Linked DNA regions of Homo sapiens: region 1 is linked to region 2. A link is an interaction called in ENCODE POLR2A ChIA-PET data of the cell type or tissue named here. Cell type or tissue: endothelial cell of umbilical vein. All regions are shown on one strand. Each heading gives the region's core, and the rest is flanking DNA. Links, peaks and the distances in the headings are about the cores only.

Region 1 (12,550 bases), core at 5,076-7,575, 620 kb after region 2:
GAATAAAAAAGACATGTTACACAGTACATGACATGAAGGCAAACAGTTTTCAACACTAACATAGTCATAAAAAAATAGCTTATTTACTCAAAACATACCTTCCACTCTGAAGTTGGATGTGGAGGGTGGTGAACGGTTCTACACGAATGAGATAGTGCATGACCCCCGCAGAATTTGAATAGTGAGTACCATAGTGAAACTTATCAATAGTTCCCATAGGATCCTCAAAATTTTCATATCTGTGGGGAAAAAATCCTAAAGTTTTAAAACCACAATAATAAAGTACATAAGGGGGCATAAGTTTGTATTTTATTTCTGAAAATACAGTTTTTAAAAAGTCCATCCTTCTTCATATGCCTCATTATCAAACTCTGTATTCATATCATTATACCATACTAGAAAACGAAAAAAATTTTATTGCTTAATACTTTTTTCTGAACAACAAAATATCATAAACACTTAATTCTGGAATAGTTTTCATTTTTATTTTTATTTATTTATTTATTTATTTATTTATTTATTTATTTGAGACAGAGTCTCGCTCTCGGCTCACTGCAAGCTCCGCCTCCTGGGTTCACATCATTCTCCTGCCTCAGCCTCCCAAGTAGCTGGGACTACAGGTGCCTGCCACCACGCCCAGCTAATTTTTCTATTTTTAGTAGAGACAGGGTTTCACCATGTTAGCCAGGATGGTCTCGATCTCCTGACCTTGTGATCCACCTGCCTCAGCCTCCCAAAGTGCTGGGATTACAGGTGTGAGCCACCGTACCCAGCCTGGAATAGTTTTTGTTATGCAATAATAATACATGTTCATTGTAGAAAAATTAGAAAATAGAGAATCAAAACAGAAGAAACTTAAAATCAACTATAATTCCACATCCCAGAGATAATTAACACAAATTTTTTGGTGAATATCTATCCTAATGTATGAATTAATATACAAATATTTTTCACATAAAAGTGCTACATATATTGTTCATAACAATATATTTTTCATTTAACAATTTTTCACTTAACAATTTTCTACAGACATCTTTCCAAATGACTGAGTAGTCTATTTTTAACAGGTACATAATACTGTATAGATGTACCACAATTTAACTATTTCTTTACTTTTTAGACACTTAGATTGTTTCCTTGTATTTTTTTTTTTTTTTTTTTTTTTTTTTGCTAGTATAAAGCACTGTGATAATTAAACATCCTTTTGTGGCCAAGGTAACAGGAAAAAAAAAAAAGGAAGAACCAGTCAAGAATTGTGAAAATTGATACCTAGAAATCTAAAGGTAAAAGAAAAAAGAGATGGTGGATAGGAAAAAGGCCTAAACCAGATTATTACCAAAAGATATACAGTGATTCTTCAAGGTCTATCACTGATACATGCATAATTGGTCTGAATGGTGACATCTGAATTAGCGTGTATAAAATCTAAATAAGAATAAAAGATTTTTGTAGGCCATAAACACTGAATTTCAAAAACCAAAATAGTAATGGGTTCATTAAGCTGAGGCCAATTTCCTTTTACATACTACTCATTAATATTCAGGAGAATAAAAAAGTTTTCAGGTCAAAGCCATTTGTATCTATGCAAAAATGTACCACTAAAATGTAAAACAACTTGTATCTTTAATTACCAATAAAATAAGTTATTTATATGAGTGTTTCCTTAGAACACTGTTTTAAAGAATTATAAAATCTTCTTTTGGTTATTATCAGAAAAAAAAGTTTGACTAATGGCAGTGATGGTATACATATATACACAGCAAAGTTCCACTGGTAAATCAAGTCAAATCAAATATCAAACATTATAAAAATCCTAGGGAAGGTTTGCAAAGAAAAAGTAGAAAAAAAAAGTACCACCTACTTTCATATCAATCTATAACTAAGTTAATGTGTAAAATAGTTTTGTCCTTATTATTAGAATTCAAAACTCAAAAGTCATCCCTAAGTTCACAGGGAGAAAAAGGGAAATTAAAATCAGGTTATTCTGTTGCCTGTGGGCAGCTTGCCTTGAAAAAATTAATTGTGAGAAGTTGACAGGGTAGATCATAAACAGAACTATAAAATCTTCTTCTTCTTATCAAAATGACATGTTCTAAATTGCCACACATTCTCTCTTCTTTATTCACATTATTACTGAAAACACATCAGTATAAGTTGTATATCTACCCAAATATTATATTAGACAGATACTTTAATATGTTTGATTATTAAGTTATAAAGTTTAAAACATCTGGGAAGAAAAATTTCAAGAATTTATTACTCTTTAGCACATACTTATTACATGGTAAAAAGAAATTCTGAGCAATATCAATTTAAATTTGGTGATGAAGGGAAATCAACACAAGTATAGTCAAGATTTCTGAAAGGCAACCAAGTTATTTTCAAGAAAACTTAGTGAAGTAATTATCAGACTCTGATTATCAAAAGTAGTAGTACGATAAAAAAAAAATTTTTTTGGTTGGCCATAGTAAAAAATCAATACAAATTCAAAGAAGCAATGTGTATTTTATAAAAGGAATAAGAAGCACTTACTTTTCTCTCATAGCTTTGGCGTTTTTTTCATTAACTACCCCAATTGGTTTGGAAAGATCTCGAAATACAGCAGGGTTATTAAGGTCCAACTCTTCCGAAGTATAATCTTGTAAAATCCAGGGAAACTAAAAGAGCCATAATTTACAATTTAGACATTCCTTCCTAGAGAAGCTAATATCCTCATATCTAATATCAAATGGTTATCTAAAGACAAAAAGGGATAGTCTCTAAAAATATTTTTTCCCTGTTGTAAATATCCATTCATCTTTAGTTCAATAACCAGAAGCATTATTTCCTATAATTCCACTGGAATCTTTTCTTTTCTTTTTTTTTGAGACAAAGTCTTGCTCTGTCACCCAGGCTGGAGTGCAGTGTCATGATCTCGGCTCACTGCAACCTCTGCCTCCTGAGTTCAAGCGATTCTCCTGCCTCAGCCTCCTGAGTTGCTGGGATTACAGGTGTGCACCACCACGCCCAGATAATTTTTGTATTTTTAGTAGAGACGGGGTTTCACCATGTTGACTAGGCTCGTCTCAAACTCCTGACCTCAGGTGATCCACCCGCCTTGGCTTCCCAAAGTGCTGGGATTACAAGCATGAGCCACCGCACCTGCCCCACTGGATATTTTCAAGGAAGTGAAAGAAAAAAGGCTTTTATTTAAATTAGTTTTCATGTTTATATACTTTTTGAAAATAACTGGGTAGAAAACATACAGAAAGGCCAAAGTGTTTTTATATTTTTTAAATAAAAAATAAGTATCATGTATATACTTATGTGATTTATAAAACTGTAGGGCAATTCCACATTTATAAGGTTTATGCAAAACTTACCACAGGATACTGTGCAAGGTCATTATAGGTTCGTCCTGCCATTGTATTTATTTGAATGAGGTAGTCAAAATTTGATATCTCTCTGTTTACCCATTTCTAGACAGCACAAAAAAGAGCAATATCAAAATTTAAAAATCTACATCTCTTAGACATTGGTAGCTATTACTGACAGTACCAAGAATGGGCTAAAAAAAAAAAAAAGGTACAACAGGGAGATAAATCAATATACTTTTCCTAAATTTACTTCTTTTAAAATATTGGTCTCTAAAAAAGGAACAGAAAATTCAACATAAATCTTATACCACAGTCTAGGTCTTGATAAAAATTCTTTCCTAAAAAAAAAAAACCTTGTCTTTTCTTCAATTACATGTTTTATTTGAATACCTTAAAATTTTTATTTTATTTATTTATTTATTTCAGAGAAATGGTCTCACTTTGTCACCCAGGCTGGAGTGCAGTGAAGCAATCACAGCTCATTACAGCCTCAAGCTCCTGGGTTCAAGCTATCTACCTGGCTTAGCCTCCCAAGTAGCTAGGACTAAAGGCATGCCCTATTACACTGGCTAATTTTTTAAACTATTTGTAGAGATGAGGTCTTGCTTTGTTGCCCAGGCTGGTCTCAAACTCCTAGCCTCAAGTGATGCTCCTGGCTTGACCTCCCAAAGCATTGGGTTTACAGGCATATGCCACCATGCCCAGAATAAATGTCTTAAAATTTCACATTTTATTTTATTATTTCATTTTTTAAATTACTTTTTTATTTTTGAGATGGAGTTTCACTCTTGTTGCCCAGGCTGGAGTGCAATGGTGTGATCTCAGCTCACTGTGACCTCTGTCTCCAGGGTTCAAGTGATTCTCCTTCCTCAGCCTCCTGAGTCGCTGGGATTACAGGCACCCACCACCATGCCCAGCTAATTTTTTGTATTTTTAGTAGAGATGGGGTTTCACCATGTTGGCCAGGCTGGTCTCGAACTCTTGACCTCAGGGGATCCACCAGCCTTAGTGCTGGGATTACAACTGTGAGCCACTGCATGTGGCCTAAAATTTCGAATTTTAGGACTATTCCACTTAGAAATTTTTGTTACAAATTGAAATTTTCATAAGTATGCATATTAAAAAACAGTGTCTTGATATATTAAAACTATCCAACTATTTTAATGAAACATTACATTAATTATCCTCAGAGGATACTTAGGTGTAGCCCAATTGTTCTTGAGTGCCAAGTTGAGGGATCAGCACTTAAAGAATAAAGTTTATTGCAGAGGCAACAGGAAACGTACTTTATTAAATAAAACTTTTTTCACTGGCAATAGTAAAGAATTGCTGATGGGTCTTGAATAAGGGCAACACTTAAGAAAGATTAATGTGTTTGTGGGAGGAAGGAGACAGCCAGGAAGCAAAGACCCTGATTAAGAGACTACGAACAGTCCTGGAAAGCCAAAAACAACGGCTTTCCTTTGCGTCCTGGCAGAACAAATCCAAGTGACACTGGGATATAAATAAGAATATAATTCATGAGAGCATTAATTCACTTTGGCTGGTAGGAGAATTGGCATTTTTTGGCCCTTTCCAGGCCCTTTTTAAACCTCATGCATTGATTATTTTTATTATTAAGATTTTAAAACCCATGTTATTATTATTATTATTATTTGTGACAGAGTCTTGCTCTGTCGCCCAGGCTGCAATGCAGTGGCACGAATCTTAGCTCACCACAACCTCCGCCTCCCCGGTTCAAGCGATTCTCCCACCTCAGCCTCCCGAGTAGCTGGGATTACAGGCGCCCGCCAACATGCCTGGCTACTTTTTGTATTTTTTAGTAGAGATGGGGTTTCACCATGTTGGCCAGGCTGGTCTTGAACTCCCAACCTCAGGTGATCCGCCTGCCTCAGCCTCCCAAATTGCTGGGATTACAGGCGTGAGCCACTGCGCCCAGCCTTATTTTTTAAAAAGAGAAAATTATTAACGGATATACCCATGAACTGAATGATACAGGAGGTGGCAGGGAGGGCACTGTCTGTGTGAGGGAAACAAAGGAAGATTCAAAGATAATTCAAAAGATCAGTCTGAATGGAAGAACAGCAGTTGTAAAAATCAAAGGAAAATCAGAAGAAGTCAAGTTTTACTTAAAATGAAGAGCAGAACAGTTCATTAGAGACTATTACAATTTCCTACCTGTGTCAATCCTGATGCTTTGAATAACTCCTGTGGTGATCTGCTTCCATAATAACTATTTGGGGAATGAAGTGACAACAGTCGGCTATATATTTTGTTTCTAACCTATAAAAAACAGCATTTTATACTTTAAAAATGAATCAAGACAAACTTGGAAGATTATGGTAGTCACAATAGCTGTATTGAGAGACAATTCACCCTTTTAAAGTATACAACTTAGTGTTGTGTGTTTTGTTTTGTTTTGTTGAGACAGTCTCTGTTGCCCAGGCTGGAGTGCAGTGGTGTGATCTTGGCTAATTTTTTTGTATTTTTTGTAGAGATGGGGTTTTACCATGTTGCCCAGGCTGATCTCAAACTCCTGGACAACAAGTGATCCTCCCACCTCAAGCTCTCAAAGTGCTGGGATTACATGCATGAGCCACCACACCTGGCTTCAGTGGTTTTTTTTTTTTTTTTTTTTTTTACTATATTCAAACAGTTGTGTGACTATCACCATTATCTAACTTCAGAAATTTTTTATCACCTCAAATAGAAATCCCATAGTCACTAACAGCTACTTCTCAATTCTGCCTCCTTCCCATTCCCTGACAATTATTAATCTAATTTCTGTCTCTATGGGTTTGCCTGTTCTGGACATTTCATATAAACAGTAGATTATGGTTTTAATTACCCTATTGTACTTGCTGAAATCAAGCTATGTATGTTTACAAAAATTATCATGTATAACGGAAATATTATTAGACTTGGAATTAGAAAACTTGCTCAAGTATACTTCAAATTTAGTTCTGCAATTTACTAATCATCTTGGCAAATAAATTAAATTAAACATAATACCTATCCTTATAGTACTGTGAATTATTCAGGGCTATACAAATGCAAAGTTATAAAATTCACTTATAGTTTCTTTAACTATTAAAAAAGGAATAATGGAAATTGCCTTTTTTTTTTTTTTTTTTTTGAGATGGAGTCTCGCTCTGTCACCCAGGCTAGAGTGCACTGGCGTGATCTCGGCTCACTGTAACCTCTGCCTCCAGAGTTCAAGCAATTCTCCTACCTCAGCCTCTCGAGTAGCTGGCATTACAGGTGTGCATCACCATGCCCAGCTAATTTCTGTATTTTTAGTAGAGATGGGGTTTCACCATGTTGGGCAGGCTGGTCTCAAACTCTTGACCTCGTGATCCAGCCACCTTGGCCTCCCAAAGTGCTAGGACTATAGGCGTGAGCTATCGTACCCAGCCAGAATCTGCCTTATTTATTTACCTATTTTGGAGACAGAGTTTCACTCTTGTTGCCCAGGCTGGAGTGCAATAGCGTGATCTCGGCTCACTGCAATCTCTGCCTCCCAGGTTCAAGTGATTCTCCTGCCTCAGCCTCCCAAGTAGCTGGGATTACAGGCATGTGCCACCACGACCAGCTAGTTTTTGTATTAGTAGAGATGGTGTTTCACCATGTTGGCCAGGGTGGTCTCGAACTCCTGACTTCAGGTGATCCACCCGCCTCGGCCTCCCAAAGTGCTGGGATCACAGGCGTGAGCCACTGTGTCTGGCCAAATTTGCCACATTTAATCTCATGGTTGTTATAAAGATTAGCTACTTTATAGAAATGTACTTTAAAGACAATAAAGTTATACAAACACCCAGTACTTAGCAGGGGCAGACTTAGTTTAATTACATGACACAGCTTTCCATAAAACACATGCTTTGTATTTTCCTATGAAGGAAAACTTTCTTGTAACAGTAAAAAGACTTTTGTAAAACTAGAAGAATGGTCTTTAAACATCTTAATCAAATCCATCAATAAGTCAACCTGGGTTCCACAGAAGAATGGAAAATTAGTTATTGTGTGTGCTAATGTGAGTCTTCTGAAAAGCAGATGCCAAGACACAATTAAAATGCGAATATTTTACTAGGGGAGACGCCTACGAGAGAAAATGGGAGAGCTATGCAAGGTGGGGAGAGCTGTCAAACTGTAATAATACCTGTCTGACCTCAAGTGAATGAGAGAGGGGAGGAAGGCCGGGCCCAAGCATTCTCAGTAATGAGCCCAAGCTTACACAGCTACTGGTGGAGACAGTACACGGACCCTGGTAATGTGGCTTTAGAGCATATGCACTTAACAACTTACATTACTTAAGAATTTACTATATTCCTAGAAGAAATAGATTCCTCATTATTTTTTAATTTGAAACCAATCTAATTTTATAAATCTTGTCATAGCTTACATATTGTATATTACATCACAAGTGAATGTAGTGAGGCACTAAAAATTCTACTTTATCTAGCCATATATATAAAAACTGAGCTCCCCCAAAACTCAAACGTATATAAATCTCAACAAAAATTCATACACTGATTAGCCCCCAAAGTATGTATTTTTTCCTCTAACATTTTGTCTTGATAAAAGAATACAGCCCAAAGTTCCATTAGAGCTCACTAGCTGGAAACGTATTTAAAGCTAGCATTTTGGGATTTCCTGAAACCATAATACATACCTCTTTTTTGAAATTGAGAAAGTAGTTGGATTGGTCAACATGAAAAATCTCAAGGGCTGATCTTCTTAAATTGTAACGCCGGAGATGAATCTCTCGAATTTGAGAATGAGGCCACTTGAAATCAAAGCCTACTCCTGAAAACGGAAGAAATCTTGTGACTGAGATACCATATAAAGTTACTCATGCTAAGTAGAAAATACCTCTTAGTTCTTGACAAAAGGTTTTAGGAAAAAGGAATTCAATTTCTGTACTATATAAACCATTTGTTAAATGTGTTGGATATTTAAACTGGTTCTTTTAAACTATTTTAAAGTTCTATAACTATTCTACTGCCTTCCCATTAGAATACAATATAATTCTGAATACATCTCAGAAACAGTTTTCCTTTTCTCTGTATGCTGGCATCTTAGATTTATTCATCCTTTTATTATCACATAAAGGATGACATGAGAAGCCTATAGGAATAAGTACACATACAAAGGTATGATAAAATGAAGACTATATTAGGTTGGGTGCAGTGGCTCACACCTGTAATCCCAGCACTTTGGGAGGCTGAGGTGGGCAGATCACATGAGTTTGGGAGTTCGAGACCAGCCTGACCAACATGAAGAAACCCTGTCTCTACTAAAAAAAAAAAAAATACAAAATTAGCTGGGCGTGGTGGCACATGCCTGTAAGCCCAGCTACTCGGGAGGCTGAGGCAGGAGAATCGCTTGAACCCGGGAGGCAGAGGTCTCAGTGAGCCGAGATCGCACCATTGCACTCCAGCCTGGGCAACAAGAGTGGAACTCCATCTCAAAAAAATAATAATAATAAACACTGTATTTTGTAACTTAAGTTTACAGCAATTCCCTCTAGCCAAACCCTTAAAAATGCATTGATAATTTTTAAAAAGCATTCCCTTCCACACCTTGGTGAATAACAAATTTGACCCCTTACTGACTTTCCATTTCTCCCTTCACATGATAGTTATATCTTACTGCTTTCTTCTTCTCATTCATGATTGATAAATTAGATACTTAATTATTGAACAGCAAAAATTATTTTTTCCAGAACTCCTCACCATCTTCTTTTTCAATGCTGCCATCATAGAAGTAAATGTGTTGAGTAGTGATTTCTAATCTGCCAGGAATTACATCAATTATTGTAATGAGTTCACAGTCTTCCATCAATACCAATTTTTCTTTTTGATCCTGTTCTTCTTTCTCATCACTGTAAAAACAAGAAGCCAATAAACAGAAAAATTCAACCATTTATTTTTCTTAAATAGAAAAGAATGCCACATTTAAATATAATCTCTTTTTTTTCTTTTTTTTGAGACAAGGTCTTGCTGTCACCCAGGCTGGAGTGCAGTGGCACAATGTCGGCTCAATCACTGCAACCTCTGCCTCCTGGGCTCAAGCAATCCTCCCACCTCAGCCTCCCAAGTAGCTGGGAATACAGGTGCATGCCACCATGCCCAGCTAATTTTTATATTTTTTATAGAGGTGGGGTTTTGCCATGTTGCCCAGGCTGGTTTTGATCTCCTGAGCTCAAGGGATCCACCCACCTCGGTCTCCCAAACTGCTGGGATAATATGCATGAGCCACTGTGCCTGGCCTCAAATATAAATCACTTATCTGTCAAATTAATGTCCAGGAAAGAATATCTGAATTACCCTCAAGAAGTATTCTGCATATTAAATTACTTAAACAGTATCCAAATATTTTTATTACTCAATGATTCAGTTTCATTAAAAATAAGCTTTACATCCTGATTTTATATGACCCATTATAATAAAACACAGTGAACCTGTAAAACAATTAGCAGAGGACAGCTGAAAAATAAGGCAATATTGGTCATGTCATTTTAGTTATATTCTGGGAGACATGAATTGACCCACAAAATACAGGAATCTGTGACTAAGACTGCATTGTAGTGGTGTTTGTAAATAATAATTAGAAGTACTAAATATGAATCTTAAACTATAAAATGAGACTTTCAAGAGTAACTAAAACTAGAGAGCATTACCATCATAGCATTCCCCTAACAAGGGAACTAGAGATAATGCAAAGAGCTACTATTGCCATACCTTACTTAAAGTGAAGTCACCATATATTAGGAGGAATATTATTTATATTTGCTGGAGGAAGTAACTGGAGAGACAGTCTTTTGGTGGCCTAGGTGACTTTAACTGCCAAGTATAGAAATAGGAGCTCCTGGGTGGGCGCGGTGGCTCACGCCTGTAATCCCAGCACTTTGGGAGGCAGAGATGGACGGATCACCTGAGGTCGGGAGTTCAAGACCAGCCTGACCAACGTGGAGAAACTCCGTCTCTACTAAAAATACAAAATTAGCCAGGCGTGGTGGTGCATGCCTGTAATCCCAGCTACTTGGGAGGCTGAGGCAAAAGAATCGCTTGAATCTGGCAGGTGGAGGGTGCGGTGAGCCAAGATTACGCCACTGTACTCCAGCCTGGGCAACAAGAGCAAAACTCCATCTCAAAAAAAAAAAAAAAAAGAGAAATGGGAGCTTCTACCACTCACAGAATGTTATTCAAGTAAATCTTTTAAGCCAGCTAACTCTCTGGTCCTAGACATTTCATATCTGCCTCATGTCCAGGGTACCAATGACTAAGTCTAATTTTATTTTTAGTGGGTTTCCATGAGAAGTTCTGTATCACCATTTTAAGCTTGCAATGTTGCAATCATTTATTTAAAACTAAGCTTTTCTTTTTTTAAAAAATAATTACTGGAAAGAATGTTTTCCCAAACACTGAAATACTAATATTTACAGTGATAAATAGAGCCATGAGTAACCCTAAAAAAGTAAATAGTCTGAGGGTTATTTATATTAAATGACAAAAAGTATTTTGGTTCTTCAGTGTAAAACAAATGAGTCTGACATCCATTAAATTCACTAGTCATCAAAGAAAGAAAAAAAAAATCCCAATTACAAAGCCAACTGAGTATCTACCAAGATAGTTCCCTATATAACTGCCCCTACCCAGTACCCTGAAAATAATAAAGGAAATCTAAAAAAAATTACTGAACTAATACAAGTAAAAGTCCTGATTATGCCACCAAAGGATACTACTGAATCTAGTCAATTTGTAATATATATATATTTTTAGATGGGGTCTCACTCTGACACCCAGGCTAGAGTGCAGTGGTGCAATCTTTTTTTTTTCTCTCAAAGATTGTACAAAGTTTTATTTGACATGCCAAAAAAGGAAAAGTTAGTTTTTAATCACATGTATTAATATAATAGGTATAATCTATTAATAAATTTATAAACTTCTATAAAGCAATTAAGAAAATAAACTGAGGAACAGACTGAGTAAAAATATGCACAAAACATCTGAAAAAATTCTTGTATACAGAATATATGAAAATATCCTACAGTTGAATAAGAAAAAAGACAACCAATTAAAAAATGGGCAAAAGACTTGAACAGACATTTCACAAAGGAAGGGTCACCAAACACATAAAAAAGAACCCAACAACTATACATAAGGGAATTGCAGATTAAAACCACATCGAGAATGATCATAACAGCTTTATTCAAAATAATCCCAAACTGAAATAACCCTGGAGATTAAAGAAATTGTGGTATATTTAAACAACAAATACCACTCATCAATAAAAAATAATGAACTACTGATATATACAGTTGTGTTTCCTGAGTGAAAAGAACTGGGAACAACAGAAACATGGTATGATTCTATTTATATGAATTTCTGGAACCGGTAAAATTAATCTGTAGTGGAAAAAAGTCTAAATTGCCTTTGGGAGGATGAAGGAGGAAGGATTGATTGGGAAGAACACAGAGAATTTTCTGGGGAGAAGGTGATTTCAGTATCTTTTTGGGGTGAGGGTTATAACACAGGTTATGAGTATTTGTCAAGATTCATAAAATTCTACAGTTTTTAGAATATATAAAAAGAATATAAAATTATTTTTATATTTTACTGTTTGTAAATTTTACCTAAAGAAAAAAGGACTTTAAACAAAATTGAAATCTGTTTGCTTTTTTGCAGTGGAATGAGTTAGCAACTAATGATATGAGTTAAGCAATTCTTAAAGCACTTTCTGTGTATTCTAGGCTTGACTAAATAAGTAGGCTTATTCAGAGTAATGGTATCCAGGTTTTTCACCTGTGGAGAAGGAGTTACAAATATGTTAAAGAGAAAGTCTATATTTATTTATCTGTTTATTTCTTTTTTGAGATGGAGTCTTGCTCTGTCACACAGGCTGGAGTGCAGTGGTGCAATCTCAGCTCACTGCAACCTCTTTCTCCCAGGTTCAAGAGATTCCCCTGCCTCAGCCTTCTGAGTAGCTGGGATTACAGGCACTCACCCCCATGTCTGGCTAATTTTTGTATTTTTAGTAGAGACTGGGTTTCGGGTTTCATTATGTTGGCCAGACTCAAAACTCCTGACCTCAGGTGATCCGCCTACCTCGGCCTCCCAAAGTGCTGGGACTGCAGGCGTGAGCCACCGCACCTGGCTGAGGAAGACTATATATATATTTTTTGTGAGACTTGG
Region 2 (12,550 bases), core at 6,320-8,819:
ATCAGATAATTACCACAGAGCCATGAGAATGGTGATTTGGATGCTGACAACAGAAATAATCGTCACTATTACTGACTGCTGACCATGCTAGGCACTGTGCATGCATTTTCTCACAGGGCCCTCATCATAACCACTGAAAGCTTGGACTACTCCAGCTAATGAGTTACCACCTGATGGGAACATGCATCTGGGTTGCCTTGCCTTATTGGGTGCCAGAAGGCCATGGTGTTAGTCTAAATTGAATTTGGATTTACATAAAGTGCATGTGTATCCCCAGACTTCCAAATGTTCTTTTAACTATATAAAGTCTCATTGGCAGCATCCTTCCATCTGGAGATTCTTGTTGCTATTCCAAGTGGCCACAAGATGCATTAGCCACTGAGACACATGGTTACTGTTACCAGGTACTCACAGAAAAACTTGCACCTAGCAGTTTCCACCAAGAAGCCTACCAACGGACTCTGGAAAGATTTAAGGGGTCCATGTCATCACCTCACATAAAGGTAAGGGGTGACTTACTTACCAGCAAGAAGCTTTTCAGCTATCACTAGGCAAGGAGTATGGCCTGTCTCAGTGGCAGAGCTAGTGAAAATACAGGTCAGGCCACCGATTCAGGGAACAAAAGATATCTTTCAACTAAGGATTTAGCACAGATGATAAAAATTAATTTAAAAATTGTAGAGACATACTCAATCTACTTTTAGGGATAAACCACACACAGTTTTCTATGCTGTTAATTGTAAGTAGCATCTAACACGCTGTGGCACCAATTCCTCCTCACCAGAATTATTGTGAAACCCTTCCCCAAGCGTGGTTAGTACTAAGCTGGGCACCTAATGGGAAGAATAATAACAACAACAATGTTCTAATTTTTTTTTAGTATCTGTTAGGTGCCAGGAACTTCACATTCATTATCCCTTACTTTCAGAAGTACCCTCTAAGCAAATTAAGTAGTACCCCTGAATAGTCCCCATTTAACCTGTGAGGAAATTTCCAATCAGAGAGGTTAATTTGCCTTACTATATGATATTTAAATGAATATTTGTGTGAGCAAATAAGTGAGGATGAATGAATGAAATTAAGTAATTAAGTGAAAGGGGAAGCTGGGCTGTTCTAAAGCTGGTCTAGTAACGCTTCTGCTTTTGTCATATTAGTAATGAAATAGTCTAGCTTTTTTTTTCTGCCTTCTCTTCAATATTTCATGTCAGGCTGGCATTTCCTCATAGTGGATCCAAAATACTAATTTCAGAGCATATTCGTATTTTCCTATCTGCAATGCCTTATAGTTCTGTTTTTTGAATACAGAGATTTTTGACCCAAATAAAGATATTGTATTTCTGCCCTTAATAGTCCACATATGGATGAAATGCCATAAATAGTGAAAGAACTCTAAAATACCTTGACAACATGCTTATAAATGTTTTTTGTCAAAGGAAACTTTTGCACTTAAATTTTTTAAGTTTCTCGGGGTTTTTTAGGTTTATTGGTTTCTCTTTTATCATAAAATATTATAAACTCATTACAGAAAGTTTGACAGAACAGAAAATAATAGAAATAACTATTTATAAATACACATAATATCACTTTTGAAAAACAACCATTGTTAGTATTCTGGTGCACTCTATTTCCTTTTGGTCTTCTTTCTGTGCATGAGACTTTTTTCTGCAAGGGCAGGAGATACTTTTATACCTATCACTTCTTGTTTCTCTTAACCTTTAGTGTTGAAAAGGGGTTGGTCACCCTATAGTCTTTTTAAACATCATTTCTAATGACAGCCAAGAAAGATATTTATTGCATTATTATCTGGGCGGCAATATCTATGTCCAACAATTGCAGAATAGTTAAGTATATCTACTTGAATGCATCTAGTACAAAGTATTTTCTAAATTTACATTTATTTCCTTAGAAGGTGGAGATATATACAATTCTTCACCCCAAAATTTATGAGCTCTGCCCCATCTTGCTTTGTGGTATCTCTGACTATTAAATATTAACTTTAACAGGTTTGGTAAAAGCCATCCCTTAGTTTCCTAATAGTTTGCTATTTATCTATTTGATGTCCACAATTGCTTAAACTTGCTGCCTTGAATACGAGAGAAAAGATGGCAGATATTCCTAAAGGCTCTTCCAATTCTCAGGCCTGCCAAAGGACCAAATTGCCAGTTTTCCCTGCTTATTGCAGCAAGTGAAACAATACAGTTCAAAAACATAGAAAGGCAAGGCTAATTATATCCCTCCTACCCCCCACTTCACTTCCACCCCCTGAGGAGACCCATACTAACAATTCAGTGGACATCCTTCCACCTTTTTCCTTCTTCCTGGTTCATAACACCACTACAAGCATGCATAAAGAGACACGTTAGAGATTCTTACTAAGCTATTTCCAGATGAAACTATACAGTGTTTGCGATTTGCTTAAAATTGTTTATTTGCTTAATTTGCTTGAAAATTTATTTATATGTAAATATACACACACATACATCCTTTTACGTAAATAGGATTATATTTCACATGGTGGGCCCTTTTAAAACAGCCTCTGTTTTTCTAACGTTCTTCTATCTCTTACATTCATGTCCATCCAGTTATCCTGACCTACTCTCCACCCTCACACCTCATGTTAACAACCAGTGTGTGCCCTTCTGTACTTTTTATATACACATAGCCACATACAAGCATATTTATGCATATACATATATACACAGATATTCATAAATCATCAGATAAATGGTAGGATTTTGACACTGGTTACTTTACAAGCATGGGATCCTACTATGCTTATCTCTTTACGTATCTGATTTTTCTTCTTCAACAATAATTTGTGGCAATCCCTGTGAGTCAATTGTTTTCATTCTTTTTAATGATTACATGTTATTCTATGATGTAAATGTACTCTTATTTATCTATTTCCTTATCTTTACTCATTTACACTATTTCCAGTCTTTTATCACTAGAGCAATGCCAAATAAACATCTCGTATTCATGTTCTTACCTACTGCTGCTTATATTTCTTTCTTTTTTTTTTTTTTTTTGAGACGGAGTCTCGCTCTGTTGCCCAGGCTGGAGTGCAGTGGCACGATCTTTGCTCACTGCAACCTCTGCCTCCTGAGTTCAAGCGATTCTCCTGCCTCAGCCTCCCAAGTAGCTGGAACTACAGGCATGCACCACCATGCCCAGCTAATTTTTTTGTATTTTTAGTAGAGACGGAGTTTCACCGTGTTAGCCAGAATAGTCTCAATCTCCTGACCTCGTGATCCGCCCGCCTCAGCTTCCAAAAGTGCTGGGATTACAGGCGTGAGCCACCGCGCCCGGCCTACTGCTTATGTTTCTATGACATAGGTCCTCCACAGTTGGGATTGCTGCATTAAAGGATATATGAATTTTTAGTTTTAAAAGATGTAACCAAATTGCTTTCTTCACAGCCTGTAAGAGCTTAACAACATAAATGTATAAGAATTCGCATTTCCGTCTCCATCAACAGTGGGTGTTTCATACCCCTCATGCTAACAACAGTTCAGAAGAGAGATCCCTTATTTCCACTTTAATTTGCATTTTCTGCTAGCTAGTTTAAGCATCTTCTCAACTCTTCTTATATCATATTGACTATTTAGATTTGCTCCTTTAAGAACTATTTACTCACATTATTTGCTCATTTTTTTCCTATGAGTTTTAAATAGCCATCTGAATTACAAATTTTTTCCAACTCTCTCATTTGCCTTTTGAGTTTGTTTATAGTATCTCTTACCTGGTAAAGAGGATTTTTGGTGTCTTGGTTTGTTTGTTGGGTTGTTTGTTTTTGAGCCAGTGGTATAAAACTAGCTCACTCTAACCTTACATTCCTGGGCTCAGGCAATCCTCCCACTTCAGCCTCCAAGTAGTTGGAACCACAGGCGCCTGCCACCACACCCAGCTCATTTAAAAAAAAATTTTTTGGACCAGACGTTGTGGCTCATGCCTGTAATCCCAGCACTTTGGGAGGCTGAGGCGGGCAGATCACAAGGTCAGGAGATGGAGACCATCCTGGCTAACACAGTGAAACCTCATCTCTACTAAAAATACAAAAAAATTAGCCAGGCGTGGTGGTGGGCGCCTGTAGTCCCAGCTATTCAGGAGGCTGAGGCAGGAGAATGGCATGAACCTGAGAGGCGGAGCTTGCAGTGAGCCAAGATCGCGCCACTGCACTCCAGCCTGGGCGACAGAGCGAGACTCCAACTCAAAAAATAAAAAAATTTGTAGAGACATGATGTCGTTATGTTGCCCAGGCTAGTCTTAAACTCCTGGCCTCAAGTGATTTTCTCATCTCTGCCTCCCAAAATGCTATGAATACAGGTGTGAGCTACCTCATCCAGTTGTATTTTGTTTTGTTTTGTTATGCTGCAAATATTTGTCTTTATATATCATATAGTAAAATATTTCTGCCTTTTATAGCTCCTGTGTTGCCTGTCTAGTTAAGAAGTTCTTCCCTCACCTTCCAAGTTATATAGTTAAGTCTCCTAGATTTTTTCCTAATCTTTTATGGTCTTTCTTATCACAAAGTGCTGGAATTACAGGTGTGAGCCACAGTGCCTGGCCAATTTTAGCTACTTTCTACATTAGTTTTCTCTTAGGTTATATGCAGTCAAATAGTATAGTGCATTATCCACTTTTAACTATACATAGTTAAATGGATATAGTTATCCATTTCCATTTAACTATACATATTGCAAGATTCATTTCATACCATTAATTTCTCCCCAAAGTATCTTCTCCTATCTTGAGGTCTTTGGATTTATCTGTTGTTTGCTTAAAATCTTTCCGCAAGTAAATTACTCAGATTTTGTTAAGGTCCTCTTTGATTATTTTATTTACTCTTCCTCTCTATGGCTGCCGGCCCCGGTGGTGAAGTGTTATTTTCTTTGGTCTCGTCTTGAAGATACTTTAGTAGTAGCGGTCTTGAGAGTGTTGGAAGTGCAGCAAGCTCTGATCTTCTGACCCATTGCATCACTGAAAAAGTTTCTAAGCCTCTGCTGAGGAATTGGGAGGATATTCCTCTTCTCCATGGGCCTCTCATGCTCACTCAACCTCAGAAGTGGAGAGAACACAGCCTTCCCCTTCAGCCTCCTGGGAACCAAAAAGACAGGCACACTCCTGCTAACCAATGTTAACCTTCTCCCTGAGTGCCCCATGGTCCAAGCCTTCCTCAGGAACTGCAGCTTTCAAATCTTCCCCAAGGTTTTGCCTGGGTTTTATCTGGCTTTAGGGTAGTAGCAGGATTGGAAGTTTAGCTACAGCTCTCTGGCTGATGCCCTCCAGGCTCCACCTACCTCCCAGCCCCAACTCCTAGTTAGCCAGGAAGAGGTTGGAGGTTGGAGTGTTTAGTAATTAAAGAGAAGGAAAGGTGAGACTTGCTGAGCCATCATCTTTCCAGCATGCCCTGTTCCATGTTTAATATATACCTTGATTATGTAAATATCCACAACGATTTAGTGTTGTCCTTCACTGATGTAGGATGTGCTCCTCCTTCAAGTAGCTCCCTCACCTTACCCAACACCATCTGACCCAACTCCATCTCCTTCAAGAGCTTCCTGCTTAGTTGATGCACCAGTAAATCCAACTCTAAGGGATCTGGTTCAGAAAGCACTGGGGGCATTTATATTCTTTTATTTGAACACCTTTTCTCTAGGGGTTAATTCCCCACTGTGTGTATCTTGAAGTGGAAGCCAGAAGGACCCAATAATTTCCCTCATCCTTAACACATAAAGTAAAGGACATTGGTTTCGCCAATCAGATGCTTTCATCAGACACTTCGACTCTTGTGGTGGTGACACAAAGATCTAGGGATGGCTGAGAAATTGTATGTGTCTCCAGATGATCTGGAGAGTCTTCCATTTGATTAGGTTCATTTGAATTTAATCAATGAGGTCATAGTCAGCAGATCAGTTAGCACAAAGTTGGTTTATTTGTTAGGATTTGGTTTAGCAAATAGTCCCAAAACAATAGTGACTTAAATAAAACAGCTGTTTATCTCCTCCTCATATGAATAAAGTCCAGAGGTAAGAGGTCTTAGGCAGGTATGAGCCCCTCTATGGGGTCAGAAACCCAGGTCCTTCTATCTTTGCTCAGCAGCACTGTAGTTCTGTCCTTGTCTATATTTTCCAAGGTGACTTGCCATTCCATCCACACTACAAGCGCAGGAAAGAGGACCCCAGTAGGACACTCTTTTCCCTTTGAGAACATTTTCACAAAGTTACAAATTAACCTCTGCTCACATATGATTGGCCATTATTTAGTCACATGCCCATACCTCACTGCCTATATCCTAGGTACCTTTGTACCCAGCTACGAATTTTGTCGCTATGGAAGGAGTGAATAAATACTGGTACAACGGAAGTTTCTTCACAGTTGATGAATAAAATCAACTTTCTATGAAAAATGATTTTCTACTTTAACAGCTTTCCTCATTGAACACTCTACAAATGTAATCTTTTATAACAAACATTCAAAGTCCCAAGATTATAAGTCAGCAGGTTTGGAAACTATTAAAACTATTAAAATTCCATTATTTCAGAAAAAGTCTTTGTTCTTTTTATCAAAGAGCAGTAGACAGAAACTCAATATAATAAGAAGAAAGGGAATAGAAACTAACCCAAATTTTATGGTCCCTGGTAGGCAAACATTTTCTAACCTGCTTTCTTATCTCTCACAACAAGATGTCAAGAAGCCAACTCAGAGTTTTGTATTCCCAAACACATGTATCAACAGTTTTTTATTATCTCAAGATTCCTATTACTAAAGATTTTAATTTATGACTTCAGCTTAATTTTAATCATGGCTGAATTAATGAATTTGGGGCTTATGTTTTTTTAGGTCTACAGTCATCCATTCTTCTGTGCTAGGGTCAACTCTAGTTGTTTTATAAGAACATCTAGAAGTGCTGTCTGCTTACTGGGATTCTCCCACAGCACATGATTAGAGAAGGTGGATGACTGTATTTAGATGTAAATTTTCAGTGGATTTCTCAGGTTCCTCACAGCCTTAAAGGCTTATCCAGGAGTATAACCTAGAGTTCACTAGAAGTAATATTTGTGAAGGACTCTTCATTGCATTGGGCACACTAAAAGTTTATCCTCAAATCAAACCATCAGAAATTTGTACACTTGTGTTTTGTGCCTTGTAGAATTAATTTCACTGATGTGAGTTTTGGCATTGCGTCATAGATATTAAAGTGTATTGTAAAGAATGGCCCTGTGAAACTTGTTATTGTACTTGCAGTAAAGATGATGTCAAGGACATTATTCACTGACTTTCCCTGTGATTCATAAAAAAATTACTATTGTCTCATCCTAAAGAGTAGTAGGTGGAATCCAGGGTGGGTTGGCTTCAGCTGCCCTGGCATATAGGCCGAAGGGCAATTGTCAGGATAATGAATTTTAACACTGCCTAGAGAACAGATGTTTGGAAATCAGAGCATTTGCTTGTGACATAAAACTCAGAACACAACTTCTAAACTTTGAAATTACCTCTATGGATAGAGCTCCAAGTGCATTTTCAGGACAGAAGAAGCAGATCATGACCTGAAATAAACATAGACACACACACACACACACACACACACACACACACACACACACACACACCAGTGAAAGAGGAGAAATAGAAAAGCAGATCAGCCCAGGGGAAAAATATATCAAAGAAGTCCATTTCCACCAGAAGCCCTCCTTGCTTTGGCAATCATGGGATACTCAGCCTGCTTTCCTGCTACTGCCAGACAGCCTACAGGAAAAGCTGCTTTTAACAATAATTGTCAGCCTGGAAAAGTTTTCCCCAACCCTTGTTGTTGGCAGCTTGGGGCAGAAATAGGAGCTGGATTGATTTTTGTTTTTTAGCAACTGCTAAACCTGCAGTCTGAAGGTCAATCATGAAAATAGGAGAATCTGCATTCAGACTGACATATAAAAGGAGAAAGGGGATAACAATAATAAATAATAATAGAACCTACTTCCTAGAGCTATGAGGGCTAAATGAGGTAATACACACAAAGCCTTTGCCTAGCACATGGTAAACACTGTGTAAGTGATTATCAATTACAAGGTTCAAGTCTACCTTTAGTATCAGTCAAAATGAATTGGCCTTAATATATTATGTAAATAGGCCAGGCGCGGTGGGTCACTCCTGTAATCCCAGCATTTTGGGAGGCCGAGGCGGACGGATCATGAGGTCAGGAGATCGAGACCATCCTAGCTAACACGGTGAAACCCCGTCTCTACTAAAAAAAATACAAAAAATTAGCCGTGCATGGTGGCAGGCGCCTGTAGTCCCAACTACTCAGGAGGCTGAGGCAGGAGAATGGCGTGAACCCGGGAGGCGGAGCTTGCAGTGAGCCGAGATCGCGCCACTGCACTCCAGCCTGGGCAACACGGCAAGACTCCATCTCAAAAAATATATATATATATGTATATATATAATGTAAATGGTCAAGTCATCCAGCCAGCCGTGGGAAGGGAAAATAAGGAAGGAAACAAAGAAACAAAGTCTAGACCCTAAATTTAAGATTAAAAGATTATCTTTTAAGGTTTGGCATTTTGTCTTGTTACAAGTTAGTCTAAAATTGTACTACATAATTCCACTAAGTTCATTCAAAAAAACTGATATTTTAAATAAACGCTTCCTAATCAAGAGGGCAGAAAACTCCCAAAGAGTTTAGAGGATTATGTCAAAGAGTGAACAAATCCATAGATAACAGATATATTTGCATGTTGGGATCAACAAAAAACAAACTTGTAAAAAATAACCAATCTTAGAGGCTTCTCCTCAAGCAAAACACTATTATGTGGAAAAGTGATAAGGAAATCAGGGCACATGGTGTTCTTTTTTTTTTTTTTTTTTTTTCCAGCCCTTTGGTCAATGTGCAACATGATGTTCTTCAAAGAGATTAATGCTTTTCTATTTCCAATAATGGCAGGCCCGTTTTTCAGACCAATCCTTTCACTGAAAATAAATGAAGGTATGTATCATCTTATGGACTTTCTTCCTAGGCTATTCTTGGCACAAGGCACACAAGCATGAATAAATTGTGATCTCCACATTCAAGGAGTTCATAGGGACTGTGTTCAGAGGCGACACAGAAAAAATCAAAGTGGGGTGAGTGAAAGAAGTTAATTTTGAACTATACTTGAAGGCTAGGAACTGCCAGAGTGGTGTGGGGAAGGTATTGCAGGTAGAAAGCGTAAGCAGTTTCCAGAGGGAGGGATTTAAGTCCTGGGCACAGACAGCAAGTGAACTGGCTATGCTAAAGCAAAAGGACCCTATTGAGGACTGTAAAAATCCAGGTACTTCCATATGACCCCCACAGTACCTAGCACAGGGCATTTGAAGAGTAGGTCATAAATATATTCTTGTTGATTACTTAAGTCCACCTGACTCCAGGGCAATGTGTACTTACTATAGTAGGCAATGAAGTTAAAGAAACATGAAGGGGTAGAGAGGTGAATCATCGTGTGGAGGGAATATTGTTGGCCTTCAATTCTGAAAAACTGGGGAACTGAAACTAAACTAAAAAATCTGAACAAACTCTTCTGGCATCTCGGTTTATTTTGGTCTGTCAAGTAAAGGACAAGAGATGTGCAGAGAAATTCCTCCAAGATTCTGAGTTAGAAAGGTACTAGTGACTTCAGTTGAGACAACCTTCTCCTTTTCCACTTTTTCAATTCCTTGGCCTGCTTAAACAATTTCTTTGGCTCTTCTTTCCATAAGCAACCTTGCTACCTGACAGAAGTGGGTTATGGGGCATATCCATGATTTTAACTAGCTCATGAAGAACCTCCTCTTTTCTTTTATTAAATCTGGAGGTTATTTCTCGAGCAATTAACTCATGGTGATAAAATATCCAGCAATATACTTTTCACCAATCTTTAGAATAAACGTAAAAATATTTAGATTTTGTCATCTGTTTTTGTTGCTCTGTATGAAATAGGATTTTTAAAGGAAGCTTCAACCTGGTAGTCATAAATAAATGACTAAATTAGCTTTGATTTTAGAAGCTTATATTGATGCTTGCTTTTCTGAAAAATTCAGTTTCTAAGAATATGCAAGTTAAACACTTGAATTATAGTGGTCAATATGGATTTACAATCGCAAAGCATAACTAGTTTCATGGCCTACAGAAAGCCTTTTTCTAGTCCTTCCCTTTTGACATAAATGCAGAACCTCTGTGTTGTAATATTAAATGGAAACATCCCAGAAAAATAATCCTCCAAGTTTGTCCAAATTGCTGGTTTGGCTTTAAGATCCAACAATTTTCTTTCAGATGTACCCTAGGGTACAACGAATTGTCATGGGGTTTTCCACATGCAGAAAAGTTTCAAAGTTGCAGATTGAAAACCTCCATTGAAACAAATGCATTATGTCACTTGAAATAAGAGCATCTGTACATACTTCACAAAATAATTTTCTTTGTTCAGCAGAGGAAGGCCAGATGATGCAATATCTAGCTTCCAGCTGCGCCTTCCTCACTGGCAATTCAGCCTCTTTTAGCGCTATTTGAAAGACTCCTGACCACTTACTGTGCAATTTTGATGTGCTTACACTCAATTCTTCATCTCATCACTGACAAGGAATAGGGAACAGAAATTGTATGAGAATGCATGTGTCCACAAAGCAACAGAACGATGGTTATCTTTCCCTCAGGCATTATTTTTTAAACACAAACAGCACCAAAGGAAGAGGGAAATCAGTCAGAGGCCTTGGGGATTCAAATGGAGGAAATCCTCCTACAGGATGAAGCTACACATCCTATAGAAAGTACACAAACAGCATTGTAAGCTGGATGTTGTTATATTTCTCTGAAGTTTTACCTTTTCCAAACTCTTTAAACCATGAATTGTTTTATTCTGCCAAAATAGATGAGCTAATAATTTGGCTGCCTGCTATTAAGGGAGGTTAAAAGACAAGCAGAGAAAAGTCCCGTAAATAAAACATAACCAAAATATTTCCGTTGATTTAAATATAGTCTTAGCACTTTAGAATTGACAATACTATCAGGGCCAAATGTTGAATAACAAATAATCAAAATAAGAGTGTTGAGTTGAAACAGCTGTCAAATCGGCCATTTAATGAAGGAGAAAAAAATGTTACAATTGTTTCATAATGTGAAGACATCTGCATGTCTGATAAAATTTTTAACTTTTCAAATTGGTATGGAGGGGAGCATTATTATTGATTGCCATTGTCTAGCCTTTGATAGTTCTGAATCTAGAAAACTGGACTTTTACTTATTTTCTGAAACTTTGCCCCAAGATAGATCTCTATGCTCCGGTATAACAAAAAAAAATTTTAATAAACAAACAAGATTCATGGCTTCGAAATGTCTTATATGGACCTTCAAATGCTTCATGGTGCACCACCACTGGTGGGATGTGTCCTTCGTTTAGACTCTTAGAAGCAATCAGGTGTTTTTCCCTCTTACCCCTGCCCTCTGACCTGCATCCTATTGAGAGATGACAGCGTGCTGGCAGTCCTCACAGCCCTCGTTCGCTCTCGGCGCCTCCTCTGCCTGGGCTCCCACTTTGGTGGCACTTGAGGAGCCCTTCAGCCCACCACTGCACTGTGGGAGCCCCTTTCTGGGCTGGCCAAGGCCGGTGCCGGCTCCCTCAGCTTGCAGGGAGGTGTGGAGGGAGAGACGCAAGCGGAAACCGGGGCTGCGCGCGCGGCGCTTGTGGGCCAGCTGGAGTTCCGGGTGGGCGTGGGCTTGGCGAGCCCTGCACTCGGAGCAGCCGGCCGGCCCTGCGGGCCTGGGCAATGAAGGGCTTAGCACCCAGGCCAGTGGCTGCGGAGAGTGTACTGGGTCCCCCAGCAGTGCCGGCCCACCGGCACTGCGCTCGATTTCTCACCGGGCCTTAGCTGCCTTCCCGCGGGGCAGGGCTTGGGACCTGCAGCCCGCCATGCCTGAGCCTCCCACCCCCTCCGTGGGCTCCTGTGCGGCCCGAGCCTCCCCGATGAGCGCCACCCCCTGCTCCACGGTGCCCAGTCCCATCGACCAGCCAAGGGCTGAGGAGTGCCGGCGGACGACACCTGGACTGGCAGGCAGCTCCACCTGCAGCCCCGGTGCGGGATCCACTGGGTGAAGCCAGCTGGGCTCCTGAATCTGGTGGGGAAGTGGAGAACCTTTATGTCTAGTTCGGAGATTGTAAATACACCAATCAGCACCCTGTGTCTAGCTCAGGGTCTGTGAATGCACCAATCGACACTCTGTATCTAGCCACTCTGGTGGGGCCTTGGAGAACCTTTATGTCTAGCTCAGGGATTGTAAATACACCAATGGGCACTCTGTATCTAGCTCAAGGTTTGTAAACACACCAATCAGCACCCTGTGTCTAGCTCAGGGTTTGTGAATGCACCAATCAACACTCTGTATCTAGCTACTCTGGTGGGGCCTTGGAGAACCTTTGTGTCTAGCTCAGGGATTGTAAATACACCAGTCAGCACCCTGTCAAAACAGACCACTGGGCTCTACCAATCAGCAGGATGTGGGTAGAGCCAGATAAGAGAATAAAAGCAGGCTGCCCAAGCCAGCAGT

Evidence for each region. Peaks named below come from ENCODE experiments on the same cell type or tissue, not always from the same donor. Only the 100,000 strongest peaks of a DNase experiment are listed, where the experiment ranks them.
Region 1: POLR2A ChIA-PET joins it to region 2 with 7 read pairs; 3 of 35 experiments call an interaction of 5 or more read pairs at or near these places.

The regions. Positions count from the first base shown.
Region 1 is chr2:203,162,836-203,175,385 of GRCh38, reverse strand. NBEAL1 (neurobeachin like 1) reads right to left here. Exons shown (of 56, transcript NM_001378026.1): 37 at 9,089-9,237; 38 at 8,026-8,159; 39 at 5,535-5,639; 40 at 3,363-3,458; 41 at 2,533-2,657; 42 at 99-239. Among named protein-coding and RNA genes, the nearest start is that of CYP20A1, 70 kb to the left of the region's middle. In endothelial cell of umbilical vein, for the core only: no CTCF peak of the experiment used is centred there; no DNase peak of the experiment used is centred there.
Region 2 is chr2:203,785,056-203,797,605 of GRCh38, reverse strand. No RefSeq gene overlaps it. Among named protein-coding and RNA genes, the nearest start is that of CTLA4, 76 kb to the left of the region's middle. In endothelial cell of umbilical vein, for the core only: no CTCF peak of the experiment used is centred there; DNase peaks (open chromatin) are centred at 7,325 and 7,795; H3K27ac peaks cover 1,040 bases.